2 separate regions of the Mus musculus genome follow, and region 2 is linked to region 1. A link is a contact called in ENCODE Hi-C data. All regions are on one chromosome and are shown on one strand. The core of a region is the stretch at or near the end of the contact, and the rest is flanking DNA. Distances in the headings are between cores, read along the strand shown. Region 1 has its middle 37 kb from the start of Gm30365. Region 2 has its middle 43 kb from the start of Serp2.

The links. Hi-C counts contacts between places; a loop is a spot of excess contacts on that map.
Region 2: a loop to region 1 is called in a map of adrenal gland, with 3 times the contacts of the local background. The contact joins two enhancer-like sites. A Hi-C loop is called at or near these places in 2 of 37 maps with a recorded cell type or tissue (T-helper 1 cell and adrenal gland).

What each region holds. Positions count from the first base shown.
Region 1 is chr14:76,872,395-76,877,203 of GRCm38, forward strand. No RefSeq gene overlaps it. Among named protein-coding and RNA genes, the nearest start is that of Gm30365, 37 kb to the left of the region's middle. Within about 2 kb of position 2,347, at least 2 of the 3 ENCODE cell types and tissues checked have a DNase peak (open chromatin) inside an H3K27ac peak, as active enhancers do.
Region 2 is chr14:76,597,094-76,601,837 of GRCm38, forward strand. No RefSeq gene overlaps it. Among named protein-coding and RNA genes, the nearest start is that of Serp2, 43 kb to the left of the region's middle. Within about 2 kb of position 2,809, at least 3 of the 3 ENCODE cell types and tissues checked have a DNase peak (open chromatin) inside an H3K27ac peak, as active enhancers do.

The sequences.
Region 1 (4,809 bases), core at 1,097-3,596:
AAGCTCGTCATCACTCAGCAATGATCCCATCAAGACTCCAGACTCTGTTGCATCAGTAAAGAGTTTAAGAGCTATGTTGGCCTGGGCAGGAGAGACAGAAACACACAAAAAGAAAGGGGAGAACTGAACTTTAAACTTCACAATCGTGAGGGGCTGGGTGATTTGTAAATGTCACAAGCGCCACAGTGTCTTTTCATTCTAATGCTTTCCCGGAGATGCCACCCTCCTTTGAGTCTTCAAAGGGATTTAATTTTGATCTTTTAGAAATGTTCTTTTCTTCTGAAAAGAAAAATTTGTCATGGCAACAGAAGCAAATGTAAAATTGTGTGGGCATTCACAGTTCTCCAGACTAGTTAGAATTCTCAAGCTCTGTTCTTGCTTTCCGTGCTGGTGCCGAGGAGACCAGAGGGCAAGGGCAAGAATGGAGGAATATCTAGAATACCCTCAATCGGTATTTCGGCAGGTCTGTACCTCATGGAGAAGGAGTAAGAGTAACACACACACATCTATCTGGCATAATGTATGATATCTATATACATGTACATATACATACTCATCTACACGTGTTGTATATCTACGTTCATACATACAATTTTTTTTTATTGGAGAAATCTTAGAAGTTAGATTTGAATCATCTAAATGGAGGCTTGTTCTCCCCTTCTACTATGGTTTGGATGTGGTTTGTTTCTATCACAATTCCAGTTTAACCGTGGATGTTACAAGGTTGGCGATGGTGGCAGAATGAAAGGTAACTAGGTGGTGAAGCCAGTGTCCAAAATCCAAACCAGTGCTGGCAAAATGCCCACGCCTTGGCAGTGGCAAACCTTCCATTCATAACAGTCTGTGACTACAGTGTGAGCAGAGTCAGGAAGAGAACTACCCGGAACTACCCATTGCGAATGTTCTAGACTTACGAGTCAAAAGTTAGCATCTTTACTTCATGTTGTATGCAGCCTTAGTATCTCATCATAACAACAGGAATTGGACTACTACTGAAGAAATAATATTTATTAAGGACCCTCAATTTTTTCCCCTTTATTGCCCCCTCTCCCTTCCAGTGGCCCTGGCCTTCTGCATGGATAGTTCAGCTCCTAGCCATCCTGAGTGGTTCAACTGGACTGGGAGTACAGGGACAGAGATGACATTTCTCCAAAGCAGTTGCCTCCTCTCTTCCCCACTTTAGGTCCATGTTCATAGTTGTGCAAAATGTATTAGCTTTTACTCTAATTTCCCAAACTCAACTGGAAAATATGATTATAAATGTCTTTCCCTTTCTTGAGACTATCTACAGTGCTATCTGAGAAAGTCAGAAGTTAAACTGACCTCCTCAGGGGAGCAAAGACCTCTGAATTCCCCGTAGAGTAACAAAATGTATTAAACGGGGGATGGTTCAGGCCAGCATCCTAATTTTGCAGATGAGAAAACTGAACCCCAGAGCAGCTGGGAGGCTCTCAGTCTCACAGCTGGCTGCGGCCCAGCTGGGGCATGAATTTGTTTCCTTGGTTTCCTGACATTCTTTCTCCTCAGCTATACTTCCTCCTTGAAGAAGTGATGAGAGTCTCTGATACTTTTAAGTCTGTTGTTGGCATTTCTTTGGGAACCATGCAATGGTAGGTGTTAGGCGGTGGACATACATATAACCACTCGTTATTTATTTAACCTCACACCCATTGTAGACAGCAGAGAACCGAAGGACTGAGTAATGACATCCACAACCGCAACACCCACAACTACAACAGCACTGATGGGGCTGTGCTTCGCAATACAGCTCTCAATACAGGCAGGTATCTGAGGGACAAATGGGAGTCGCAGGAAAAGGAGCTCTGGTTCCTTCCCTCAGTTGGCATGGCAGCTCACGTCAAGTACAGTGGCGTTGTATCTGCCTATCGCCCAAGTTCCCCTACTAAAAAAATGCAAACAGTCAAACCAAGACAAAGAAAATGATTCAATAATGATGGCTGCTTGTCCCATGCTGATCAGTCAAACTGAGAAACAAATCAATTCAGGTCTGGCAGAAGTCCCCGAATGCTGCCGCTTTTCTTGTTATTTTGTTTTGTTTCTTGTTTTTTTGTTTGTTTTTGTTTTTGTTTTTGTTTTTTGTTTTTTTGGTTTTTTGTCTAGTCTTTTTAAACTTTGAATTTCTTCTGTGGCTCTTCATTCCTGCCCAGGGAAGCTGCTTGAATCTTGTTATCCCCATATCCTTTTTCAAGTTCTCCCAGTATTATTTAGTGCATAGGACTGAACACAAGGGACGGCTCCATAATTCCTTCCACAGTCAGCTCCAACCTTTCTTTCTACAGATGCTTCGTTCAGACAGCCTCGTCCAGGAATCAGGTCAGAGCCGTACCAGAGCTTGGCTGCTTCTCTGGAAATGCGGAGTGAACCACAGGATTTTTAGCAGAGCCTGTTTCAGCCAGTGATTGGAAATGATGAAGTGCTTTCAAGATCAGCATCTCAGATCACTCGTTTATGGTTGGCCTAGAAATGAATCATTTATTTTAGGTCTGGGCCTTAAGGGGAAAAAAAAAAAGCAAAATCAAAGCTTGGATGCTTTGTTTTCATGGTTCTCCTTATATCAGGCAAGGAGAAGAGGGAGGGCACTGTGGGCTTTAGTGGGAACGGCAACACAGCACTATTTCCCTTCCTTTGTTGGTAACATTTTCCTAGCTGCATCCACTTCCATTTTATGACTCAATTTACTGTGTTTAAAATTACACCACATTCTTCCTGCTATGCTTAGGTCAACTATACGTACTGTGTATACAGTGGGAAATTCTTCCTCACAGTGCTGGAGAGTGCTATGGCCTTTGTATTTGTGTCCTTGTTGCCATGGTGACCAGAAAAGGTTAAAGCCAGGGCCTTAGAGAGTAGAGTGGCTAAGCAAATAGCTATGACTCGGTGTGCACCTCAAGATGAGGATTAAAATGTCCTACAACCGCTGTCATAAAATTCACTTTCCATTTCTCTCGTGTGGGTTATTGCCTGATATACATATTCTCAAAACCATCTCACTCCACTTGGCCCTTCCTCTGTAAGGTACAGCTTCATGGCCATGTCTCTCTGACGATAACCTCTGCAAATCCAGGAGCAAAGCTTTATATCCACATGTGAAGAAGACACACCGATGAGAATATCAACAAGCCAGCCTATCTTCTTTGTGCCCTCCACTTTAAATCCATTTAGATGAGAATAATAAAGCATCACCCCTGTTTGTTTAAGAGGTTGCTAAATAAACTTGGGCAATGCTTAATAACACGGACTGTGTTAAACATTTACCAGCTGTGAGCACACAGACTCGCCTTTATGTTGGGCAATGATCCCCAGAGCCCCAACTCAATATTTCTTTATATACTTTAGCTGCCCTTGAGTTGAACTTAAAGGGCTTGTTTCAAAATTAACTTTGCATATAGGTAGAGAATGTCACACTTGCCAGGCCCAGGGCTGTCACAGCATGAAGAAAAGAGACCATTTTCTATTTCTAGTTTCAGGTTCAAAAGTAGGCTCGGGAAAGAACCTTCATTAAGTACTTTCCTGTCCCCTCTGCCCATTGCACAAGAGTAACAGTATATCCAGGCCCTTCAATTCATTGTTGAACTTTTAACTTACTTAGTACCTAAGTTTTCCACCATCTTGGTTTTTTTGCAATATATTTTCATGCTGCCAATATAATGGACATTAAGTCATAGGTTTACATTTAGGTGCTTATTTCCTGCTTTTAATGTAACTTCATACTTACTACATTAGCAAATCAAAAATATTTTAGCTTCTATCCTGGCCCCTGTTCTGCCATCTGGTGGACAAATGAGGAAGGGATGGGGATTAAATAATAGACACGTAGTTTTTCCTTTATGGGACCTGTAAGTGCGTCTATCAGCAAGTGTTTAGGGGGTGTTATTCATCAAACGGTGCCCAGGAAGGCACACAATCAAATGTCCTACTCTAGGGAATAACCGGTCCATTCGGTTCCTAGGAAGACTATGACCGGTTATGGAATCGACAGCCTCTTGTCTGGGTTAACAGAACAGTCAGTAAAATGCTTGCCTTACAAAGAGGGCCCTGACTTTAATACCTAAAACCCGTTAAAAAAAATAGCTCAGCATAGTGGCTTAGATGCCTACTAGTGTGGGGGAAGAGAGACAAGTGGCTCCCAGAGGCTCGATGATCAGCCAACCTAGCATGCTTGGTGCCTTCTAGGCCAGGAAGGCACCCTATATCAAAAACAAAACAAAACAAAACAAAACAAATAAAACCCCTTGTATTATGTAAAGGTGGATGGCACCTGGGTAGCAGACTCTCCAGACTGCCCTCTGGCTCCCCCATATAACCCTGCACACATTCAGTCTTCATACACCTTAACACCAACACACACAAACACAGAAAATCAAGGGAGAAAAGGGTTCCAACATTAGAGCTACAAAAAGGGTGACTTTCACTCACTTTAGTAGGGGGTCTAATGACATTGCACCCCTGACTACAGATGCTTTTCTAAGTAATATGGGGGTGGGTGGGAAGGAAAGACAAGAACAAGGGGAGAGAATATTTTGCATTAAGAGGAGAAAAAAATTGAGCACATTAGTATTCCTTAAACTACTGTAAAGTCAATCTCTCTCTCTCTCTCTCTCTCTCTCTCTCTCTCTCTCTCTCTCTCTCTCTCTCTCTCTCCCCCTCTCGCCCCCCTCTCATTAGATTTAGGACCTTGGACATGTTCAGTGAGCATTCTACAATTCTGAAGGATCTCTTTATGAGAAAATTATCCCTGTGCACACCCACCTTTTTATCAAATTTATTATTGTGTGATATGTAATATCC
Region 2 (4,744 bases), core at 1,559-4,058, 270 kb before region 1:
CCTAATTAGAATGGCTGTCATCAAGAAAACAAATGACAAACAATGGAGGCAAGGATATGGAGAAAGGAGCCCTTACTGCTGTTGGCAGGAGTGTAACTGGTGCAGCCACAATGACCATCAATGTGGAGGTGTGTAAGAAACTGAGTATAGAACTGTCATATGGTCCAGCTATACCACTCCTGAGTGAATCCCAAACAGCTCACATCCTACCTCAGAAATACTTTGAAATTGATGTTTATTCATCAATGATGTTATGCTTTGTTCATAACATCAAGGAAACAGACTTGGTTGGGATGCCCATCAACATGAACAAGGGTCTGAGGGACATAGGTAGGTTAGGAGACTGAAAGTAGGCTCTCTGATAAGGCAGCTGCTTGGTTTTGGAAGATATTACAAAGAAACCATTACTAGAAAGGTGGGGGTGGGGCTTAAGTATACACACACACACACACACACACACACACATAGTGTGTTGTGATCATAAAAAGAGAAAGAGCTATAAAGTTCTGGCGGGGTGTGGGGGTGCTCCGGCGGGCCCATGCTAAGGCATCCTGTTCCCCTGAGGGACCAGACACACATCGGTATAGAATAGAATAGATTTTATTTAGGGCATGGGGAGGGGAGTTAAGAGAGTAGTAGAGGCAGAGAAAGGCAGAGAGGAGGAGAGAGTAGAGAAGCAGGCCATGGCCACCTGGAGAGAGGGGAAGGGAATGTGGAGCAAGGGTGCAAGAGAGAGGCAGGAGCTAAAGTGGGTAAGAGGAGGGGCCAAGCAGCCCCTTTTATACTGGGTCAAGCCTACCTGGCTCTTGCCAGGTAATTGTAGGGAAGAGCATACCTGGCTGCTGCCATGAACTGTGGGGGTGGAGTTTATACAGAATACCAACACTGTGTGCATGGCAGGGTGGGGCTGGGGAGGAGTCCTATTCAGCTTCTATTTCCACTGGGAATAAAGAGGGTGGTGGATCCTTTTCCTTTTGGGTTAGGGGGTGGATGCCTTCATCTCAGAAGGCTGGACAGAGGTTTCTCCTTGGGGAACCAGGGCAGAGGCTTAAGCCACCTCTCTAAGCCAAGACCCCTTGGAACCACTTAACTTCCCAGGAAGGAAAGGGGAGGGGGCAATTCCCTAGTCTGTAGACCTGGGAAAGGTCCATATGGAAGCTCACTCCTTTGCTCTTGGCCACTTGAGCTGTGAGTAACTAAAGTGTAGGCACCTGGCAGTGGTTGTCTGGGGGAAGGGAAATCTTGCTCTTTTTGTTTTATTATTATTATTATTACTATTATTACTATTATTTTTAATTTACATTTCAAATTCTATTCTCTTTCCTCATTTCCCCTCTGAAACCCTCCCCCACCCCATCCCCCTGCTCAATAACCCACCCACTCCCACTACTTTTTGTTTCTTAATCTATTCTAGCACCGAGGCAAACATCAGGAGTTTTGACGTTTTCCAGAGCAGAGAAAAGAAACTGATACTCAGCCTTTCCTAGGGTTCAAGGTGGGGAGGGGAGGGCCTAAGATGCAAATGAGGGAGGCTGGGATTGAGCTGGGAGCGCATGTTCTTTCTGTCTCTGAAGCTGGGCATCCTCAGAGGTTTTGGCTGTTTGTCCTGAATCCACATGGCTTCTGTGGTGGCAGCGCAGTGCTCCCGCCACCTATCCAGCTCCTCCCCTATGTTCACGTTGTACGTGCAAAGCTTTCTGCTGGTCTTGCAAAAGTCACCGGACTCTGAAGGTCCCCAAACTGATAGAGTGGGGGAAGAAACTGGCTGTGAGGCTCAGCAGCAGGAAACACGCTTTAAACACAAGGCCCTGGGTTCCACCCCCACCCCCTGCCCTCCAGCACTACAATAGCCAAATCGTAGAGAAAATGGAGCAGACCTTCAGCCACCCTATCATAGAGTCATCTATTTGCTGATTTCTGAATGAGACTTAAGAGTTTTCCCACCAGATCTGGGACGCTCGGGGCAGTTTGCAGAGGCCCAAAGCCAGGTGCTGTAGAAGCTGTTGCCAGTAACAGCTAGAGGCAAAGGAGGGGTCAGTTTGCTCTGGGTTGGAGACTGGAGATGAGGGCTCTGCTGGGTCTTAGTGCCTGCTCGTTCTGCATCTCTAAGTTGGCTTTTTCCTGTTCTCTCCTCCTCACTGTATTTGAGTGGGGCACAAGAAAGGAACTGGATGGCATGACCTCTCCATGACATGGTTAAGACTTTTATTGTAGATTTCAGAGAACAGCCAGAGGCATCCGGAAGAGGCCAAAGCAGAGAGAGAGAGAGAGAGAGAGAGAGAGAGGTAGACCAGGGCTAGGGAAGTTGGAGAGAGCGAGGGAGAGAAGAGTGGAGATAGCAAGATAACAAGAGATAGAGAACAGAGCAGAGAGGGAAGGGAGAGAGCGAGAGAGAGAGAGAGAGAGAGAGAGAGAGAGAGAGAGGTAGACCAGGGCTAGGGAAGTTGGAGAGCGAGGGAGAGAAGAGTGGAGATAGCAAGATAACAAGAGATAGAGAACATAGCAGAGAGGGAAAGGTGGAGGGGGATGGGGGGGAGGGGAAGCGAGAGAGAACGGGAGAGAGCGAGGGAGAGAGCGAGAGAACACAGAATAACAAGAACAGAGGTAAAGAGAAGGATGAGTAAGAGAGGGACGCTGGGGGAGTTTAGGCATGAGGAGGAGGTGAGGAGATTCTGGGTGGAAACTTTGAAATGTATAACAGGTACTTTATACTGATGCGGAGGCAGCCTGGGGACCAGCATGGGCTTTGATAGGCTGACAGGTGCCAAGTGTAGCCTTCTGTGCCCAGAGGTAAGGGAAAGGGTTCCCAATTCACAGATCCTGAGCAGTGCTGGCTCTGATCCAACCACCAGAAACCCTACAACCCAGCTTCGGCTCATTTCTGGATATGTGGGCTGCCTTTTAGCGTTTGGGGAATCAGAGTCTCTTTTGGATCTGACATTCACTGTTGGCTTTTGTTTCTGTCCCATCATGCCTGGGACCCTATTTTTGTTTCCTTTCTCCTTGGCACTGTTTCCTCTAGTTGAGGGGAAAAAAGTGTTCTATATTCTCTAGATCACCGAGATCATTTATATTCTCATCACAGTTGCTCACAAGTTGTAAAACTGAGGGAAAAGGGAGTGGGTACTACAGAAGTTCTTTGAATGGTGGATACGGGCAAGATAATATTAGGAATTTATTAAGTATCTTATTGGTCAAAGAAAACACCACGAACAGGCATCCCTTCCCACTGGTCAATTAGGAAGGAGAGGATACAGGCATCTACTCCCATGTCTGTAAAAATATCCAGAGGACTCTGACAGAGGTGGAGGTGGGAAGGATCTGGAAGGTTCCGAGGTAACGTTTGTCTCTCTGAGTGGTCATCAACAAAGGTTGTCTGCACAGGTGCAGGGCCTAAACATAAACTGGAGGATAAAAAGAAGCCTGCAGTGGGGATAGCAATAAGAAAATTTACTAAGTCAACAGGGGAGAAAGTCTCCACAGCTGTGAGCAGATCCTGGCTGAGGGTGGAGAACTCTGGAATTTCCTGCTGGGCGAAGCAAAAGGGAGAGGCTGTTGTGGGCCCCTGTGTTTCTAAGCAGTTCACTGTAGGCATAATGTTATTGAGCATTGTGTAAATATTATCCTTGTATCACTCAAATGCTGATTTCTATGCCCCTATATCTAGTTGCAGTCCTTTTTCTAAGAAACTCCTGTCTCAATGTTGTGCGATGCTCCCTGAGTGGTTGACAAAGCTAGCTGATCAGCCAATGACTGATCAGGGAAGAGAACAGGGCCAAAAAGTGAGGAAGTGGGGCTTCAGCCACAGAAGAGAGTCCAGGAGAGACCCTGAAACAACAGCTCGAGCAGAAAAAACTATAAAATCCAAGTCTCTTGGGGATTTGGGCTGGGAGGTAGCCAGGTTAGCATAGAGGACTGAAATAGTGATACTGCTCAGTTGTTGTGCCCTTAAAGCTTGATAAATGAATATAGCCCCTTCTCAGTTATTTGGGAGCTAGCTGCGTTAAGAGGAAAACACAAACACTTATTAAAAATCCATTAACACTTCACAATTTCTTCTAAATGTTGTCAGTAAAGAAAGCACTTTCAGAGTAGCCCCTTGTAGCAATGGGTGAATTAAGTGTAACAGAAACCACTCACTCCTTCAAGGATAGGAGGACAAGAAAGGGTTAAGTGCTGGGGCTCTGAAGTCAGAATGCAATGTTCTAAGCAATGTTCTAAGCGCCCATGGTGACTCTCCTTCTAAGTTCTCATTTCCCATGGTTAAGAGCGACAGGGGCTTCTAGTTTCATTGCTGTCCTGTTCCTGATGCCTTCCCACCTCCAATGTCACCCCTTGGTCTGACCCTGGCTTGGTCCCCTGTGACCAGGGCATCTCTGAGGGTAGAGCGTGTTGTTATGCTAGCAGCCAAGAGCATCCCTAAGGATTTCCTCTGTGTGTGTTGCATTGTGGACTCTACTATTCCGATGTTCCTTGAGACTACGGCCACTTTTCCTCCTAATTGGGTACCCCCTGCCCCACTGGGATGGTTTCAGACATCTCCCTGTTGAGGAGCCACCATCTTTGTGATTAAAACTCTGGCCTCTTGGCTGTATAGTGAGGTACACTAGGACTAGGGGAGGTCGAGAGGAAGATCCAGTTTCTGTTGAAACATGGGCAGAGTTGTGGGCAAATAGCAGTGGCCTATGTGCAGGTGCAGACAGGTCTGAAACTTTGCTGGGCCGAGTCTGAAAGGATTGGTGAG